Regions from separate parts of the Homo sapiens genome. Here region 2 is linked to region 1. Evidence: read pairs that join two places in POLR2A ChIA-PET (ENCODE). Cell type or tissue: Panc1. All regions are shown on one strand. Each heading gives the region's core, and the rest is flanking DNA. Links, peaks and the distances in the headings are about the cores only.

Region 1 (2,911 bases), core at 133-2,632:
CCCTTGTATTCCATGCAAATATCAGCTTCCTGCTATTGAGTGTGGATTGTGGGAAGAGAGTACTCCTGTGCCTTCTAGTCAATTGTGGATAAAATACGGATATGAAGAGCACCCTTGTACTTCATCCCCTGAGGGTTTTCCATTAGTCTTTGATCAATGGGATTAAATCATTTTGTAACAAAGCATTTTGCAAAACTTAGTATTTTGAGCATTTTAATACTAAGTTGGTTCTTGGCCTTTTCTCCTACCTAACACACCAGATATTTGTATTTGAAGTGGCAGTGCTTCTTGTGAGGGGTTAGAAGCTGTTTTATCAGAATGTACAAGGAGCCAGGTGTGGTGGCTGCTCATGCCTGTAGTCCCAGTTACTACTCAGAGGTTGAGGTGGGAATATCACTTAAGCCAAGGAGTCAAGCCTGGGCAATATAGCATGACCCTGTCTTAAAAAAAAAAAAAACTTGGGAGGAAATACACAGTAGTTAGAAAAAGCCTCCTAGGTGATTTTGATGAATCCCAGTCTCAAATTTCCTCATTTGGAAATGATAATGTAGGCCACACGTATTACTGGAGAAAAATGTGCTCCCGAGACTTTCCAGAGCAGCAGAGCTGGGACTAGGCAGGTGAGGCAGCTACGTGCAAGTGTAGCCCTGAGAATGAGCACCTCTTTAAAGAATGTACCTTGCGTTAGTTCTGTGCCTGTTTAAAAAAAAAAAGAAAGAATAAAAGAATGCACCTGAGGCAACTCCCTAGCTGCCTCACCACAGTCTGGGCCCTGCAAAACAGGGTCAGAAAAAAATCACCTGTGGGAAATTACAGATGATCCATGAGCATTCTGAGGAACAGACTCCTCCCACTTCAGAGTGGTATGTGCATACTTTCTTTCTTTCTTTTCTTTTCTTTCTTTTTTTTTTTTTTTGTGAGACAGAGGAGTCTCACTTTGTCACCCAGGCTAGAGTGCAGTGATGCAATCTTGGCTCACTGCAACCTCTGCCTCCGGGTTCAAGCGATTCTTCTGCCTCAGCCTCCCAAGTAGCTGGGACTACAGGCACGTGCCACCATGCCCAGCTAATTTTTTGCATTTTTAGTAGAGATTGGGTTTCTGTGTGTTAGCCAAGATAGTCTCAATCTCCTGACTTTGTGATCTGCCCGCCTCGGCCTCCCAAAGTGCTGGGATTACAGGCATGAGCCACCGCGCCTGGCTTGCTCTTTCTTTTTTTTTTTTTGAGAGGTAGTCTTGCTCTGTCGCCCAGGCTAGAGTGCAGTAGCGCAATATCAGCTCATAGCAACCTCTACCTCCTGGGTTCAAGTGATTCTCCTGCCTCAGCCTCCCAAGTAGCTGGAATTACAGGCGGCCGACACCACACACAGCTAATTTTGTATTTTTAGTAGAGACGGGCTTTCACCATGTTGACCAGTCTGGTCTTGAACTCCTGGCTTCAAGTGATCCACCCGCCTCGGCCTCCCAAAGTGCTAGGATTACAGGCATGAGCCACCATGCCCAGCCTATACCTTAATTATTGTTGGACTAAAGTGGCTCCCAATTTAGTCAATGAGCAGATTTTGCTCCACATATAATCATCACCCAAAGTTAGCTGCACCGGAATTATGGGGGATGGGATTCCTGAGTCAGCTGAATCCAGAGTCTCCGTGTAAGAGGGCTGGAAATTGCCTGTAAAAAAATAAATCTGGGCCGGGGACAGTGGCTCATGCCTCTAATCCCAGCACTGTGGGAGGCTGAGGCTGGCAGATCACCTGAGATCAGGAGTTCGAGACCAGCCTGACCAACATGGCAAAAGCCTGTCTCTACTAAAAATATAAAAATTAGCCGGGCGTGGTGGATGCACCATCTAAAAATCAATCAATCAATCAATCAGTCTGATGCATAGCAGGCTTGGAAATCACTTTTCCAACCTACTTTTGTGCAAACAATGTATTCTTTTTTTTTTTTTTTTTTGAGACAGAGTCTCTGTCACCCCGGCTGGAGTGTAGTGGCACAATCTCGGCTCACTGCAACTTCCACCTCCTGGGTTCAAGTGATTCTCCTGCCTCAGCCTTCTGAGTAGCTGGGATTACAGGCGTGCACCACTTCGCCTGGCTAATTTTGTGTTTTTAGTAGAGACAGGGTTTTTCCAGGTTAGTCAGGCTGGTCTCGAACTCCTGACCTCAAGTGATCTGCCCGCCTATGCCTCCCAGAGTGCTGGGATTACAGGTGTGAGCCACCTCACCTGGCCCAAGAAGTTTTATTGAGATGTGTACATGTACATTAGGTTTTTGATGTGTAGACATTGTGATAAGGTAGATAATTGTGATAACTATTTATTGCTTGTTTAAACTGCTCAAGTAATTACTTTTGTACCAACCTAATATCTTTCCCCACAAGCTTGACGTCATCATATAATATGTTGAGGTTTTGTTTTGTTTTGTTTTGAGACAGAGTCTTACTCCGTTGCCCAGGCTGGAGTGCAGTGGCTCGATCTCGGCTCACTGCAACCTCTGCCTCCCAGGTTCAAGCAATTCTCCTGTCTCAGCCTCCTGAGTAGCTGGGACTACAGGCACCTGCCACCACACCCGGCTGATTTTTGTATTTTTAATAGAGACAGGGTTTCACCTTGTTGGTCAGCCTGGCCTTGAACTCCTGACCTCAGATGATCCACTCACCTCAGCCTCCCAATGTGCTGGGATTACAGTCGTGAGCAACTGCGCCTGGCCAATTATAATCTTATTTTAGAAAATATAAGTATACATAGTTTACATCTTACATCTTAGGGATTTAAATAGTTATTTCTTGAGAAGGTAAATCCCAATGTAGAGGTCCATATTATCAAAAAGACTAATAAATATTGCTATGGAGGCAACTACTCTGGGTGAAATAAACTGAAGTGAACCTGGGTAACCTAGATAATGTTCCCTT
Region 2 (2,911 bases), core at 159-2,658, 140 kb before region 1:
GTATAAATAAACGAACCCAGACTTATATCCCCTTGTGGATTTTTCAGGCCATTTGTCTTTCTTATTCACTCTTGTTGTCACTACGTTAGTCTGCTGCTGTTTATTAATAGTATCTAGGGGAAGAAGGCCAGAGAATATCAAGGTAAGGTCCACAGCCTTTAAAGGGCCACTTGTCAGGGTATAAGATTTCATGGGTTATCTCTTAATTTTGAATTTCATTTTTTAAAAATTATAAACTTGCTTATTTTCCATTAGCTTAAAGCAGCCACTTACATGTAATTGGAATTAAGCTGGATTTTAAAATTTACCTGGGGTTCGCTCACGCCTGTAATCCTAGCACGTTGGGAGGCCAGGGTGGATCAGTTGAGCCCAGGAGTTCGAGACCACCCTGGGCAACATGGTGAAGCCTTGTCACTACAAATGATACAAACATTAGCTGGACATGGTGGCATGTGCTTATAGTCTCCGCTACTCAGGAGGCTGAGGCAGGAGGATCACTTGGGCCCAGCAGGTCGAGGCTGCAGTGAGCTGAGATCGTGACACTGCACTCCAGCCAGCTCCTTTTTGCAACAGAGAAAGACCCTGTCTCCAAAAAATAAATAAAGAAAATAAATAAATCTACATGGAATCTAGTTTTTGAATATTGTGGTTGTAATCAAAGCAACTTCCCATGTCCGAACACTTAAACAGTTACAGGATTATAGGGTCAGGCCACTGAAGTCAACACTTGTTGCACACATTTTAAAAACAGGTAGAGTATTGCTGCAATAAATTTGCATTGAATCATGCAAGAAGTACTCGAGATTTTGCACTCCCATGAGATTGTGCACATCCATGCCAAACAGACCAAGAACCAAAGAGGATGAAGGAAAACAGGACGCTGAGGGAGATAAAGATGTTGTCGTATCGCTCGGTGGCATCAACAGGAGGATAAATTCCATAGGAGGAGAAGAGAAACAGAAGAACAAAGAAGGGACCAGAGTATTTGATCCGCTTTGAGTGATGGAGCTTGTCGCTCCGGAGATTCAAGATGATCTGCAACTCACGTCTGCACTTGCTTACGCAGCCTTTTACAAAAGCAAGACGCCAGCAGGCGGGGCTAACCTACAGGGTAGATACAGACAGGAAGAAATTCTTTGGTTTCTGGGCCCGCCTCATCCAAATATTTCTGTAACTGCCCTATTCAGCTGGGAGGCTAAAAATAAGAGGTCAACAGCTTGTGTTATTTGTAAGAAAAATGCATAAATTAGGGAAGACGGGTTTTTTTTGTTTTTTTTTTTCTTTGAGACAGAGTCTCGCTCTGTCGCCCAGGCTGGAGTGCAATGGCGCAATCTCGGCTCACTACAAGCTCCGCCTCCCGGGTTCATGCTATTCTCCTGCCTCAGCCTCCCGAGTAGCTGGGACTACAGGAGCCCGTCACCATGCCCGGCTAATTTTTTTGTGTTTTTAGTAGAGACGGGGTTTCACCATGTTAGCCAGGATGGTCTCGATCTCCTGACCTTGTGATCCGCCCGCCTTGGCCTCCCAAAGTGCTGGGATTACAGGCGTGAGCCACCGCGCCCGGCCGGGAAGCTGATTTTTCACTACACAGAAAGATTGTGTGGCACTTGTAAATGAAGTATGTATAGTAGAATATGCATCAGGTCATAGAATTACTACAAGTATAATAGCTAGAAAACTGTATAGTATGTAACAGCCACTGAATGTTAAAAATGTGTTAAATGCCTGTGGTGTCAAATGTATGGAAAAGGAAAATACACGAGTCTTTTTCACTTAAGAGAGCTTTGCCGCTGCTACTTCACATCTCTTCCTCTTCAAGTTGCTAAAGGCAAATGCTAAAATATTACAGTGACCCCTTATACAAGTGAGGGTGAAGAGTTTTTGTCTCTTCAGACTATGGCATGTTCTGAGGATTGTAGTGCTATTTTGCTTAAGTACCTTAATCAGGCACTAATGTTACCTGCCCTTTCTCTTAACTTCCCCTTGCCTGAAAGGAATTGGGGCCTCAGGCTTGAAAGGAGCTTGCTCTTTGTGATTCCACCAGGAGCCGTCCCTAAAAGTGGGAGGAGAACCTCTGTTGCAAGCAGACCACACCTGCTGTTTCCACACTAAGGCTCCTCTGCAGTGGCTTCCTCCCCACTTCCTACCACATTCAATGCCCGGAGGCCAATCTGGCTGTATTCTGAGTCTTGTACTCCTTTTTGAGACTGTGATAAGAGAGTTTGCACCTCACCGCCCCTCAAGAGTACACTAAAATACATTTGCATTCACTTTCGGGGGTATTTGCCTAGTCTATGTTATTTTTTCTTTCTTTTTTTGGGGGGGTGGGGGTGGCAGATAAAGAGGGAACAGGGTTTGACTCTGCTCCCCAGGCTGGAGGGTAGTGGCTCACTGCAGCCTCAAACTCCTGGGTTCAGGGATCCTGCCTACTCAGCCTCCGGTGTAGCTGGAACTACAGGCATGGCACCACCACACCTGGCTCATTTTTAAAGTTTTTTTGTAGAGATGAAGTCTTGCTATGTTCCCCAGGCTGGTCTCAAACTCCTGACCTCAAGCCATCCTCCCATCTCAGCCTCCTAAAGCAAGGTAATTATAGGCATAAAGCACCACACCTCCTAGCCCATTTTAGAACCCCATTTGATAAACAGCATCCTGGGGCTTCAGTAGTCTTTTTCCTCCTAGAGAACTCGGTGAATCTTTTCCAGGGAGTTAGGCTCTGCTGCACTGGAGGGTTACCAAAGTTAGGGAGAAGCCCTGTTAAAAGAATGTAGACCTTTAATTATGAAACACTGTATTGAAAAGTATCCATAGGTCAGGCACAGTGGCTCGAGCCTGTAATCCCAACACTTTGGGAGGCCGAGGTGGTTGGATTGATCACTTGAGGTTGAGGTCAGGAGTTTGAGACCAGCCT

The links. Peaks named below come from ENCODE experiments on the same cell type or tissue, not always from the same donor. Only the 100,000 strongest peaks of a DNase experiment are listed, where the experiment ranks them.
Region 2: POLR2A ChIA-PET joins it to region 1 with 11 read pairs; 5 of 35 experiments call an interaction of 5 or more read pairs at or near these places.

The regions. Positions count from the first base shown.
Region 1 is chr12:7,823,772-7,826,682 of GRCh38, reverse strand. All of the region lies in intron 7 of SLC2A14 (solute carrier family 2 member 14), which reads left to right. Among named protein-coding and RNA genes, the nearest start is that of NANOG, 36 kb to the right of the region's middle. RefSeq lists an enhancer at 1-358. In Panc1, for the core only: no CTCF peak of the experiment used is centred there; no DNase peak of the experiment used is centred there.
Region 2 is chr12:7,959,055-7,961,965 of GRCh38, reverse strand. No RefSeq gene overlaps it. Among named protein-coding and RNA genes, the nearest start is that of SLC2A3, 24 kb to the right of the region's middle. RefSeq lists cis regulatory regions at 923-1,257, 2,030-2,155. In Panc1, for the core only: no CTCF peak of the experiment used is centred there; a DNase peak (open chromatin) is centred at 1,115; H3K4me3 peaks cover 875 bases.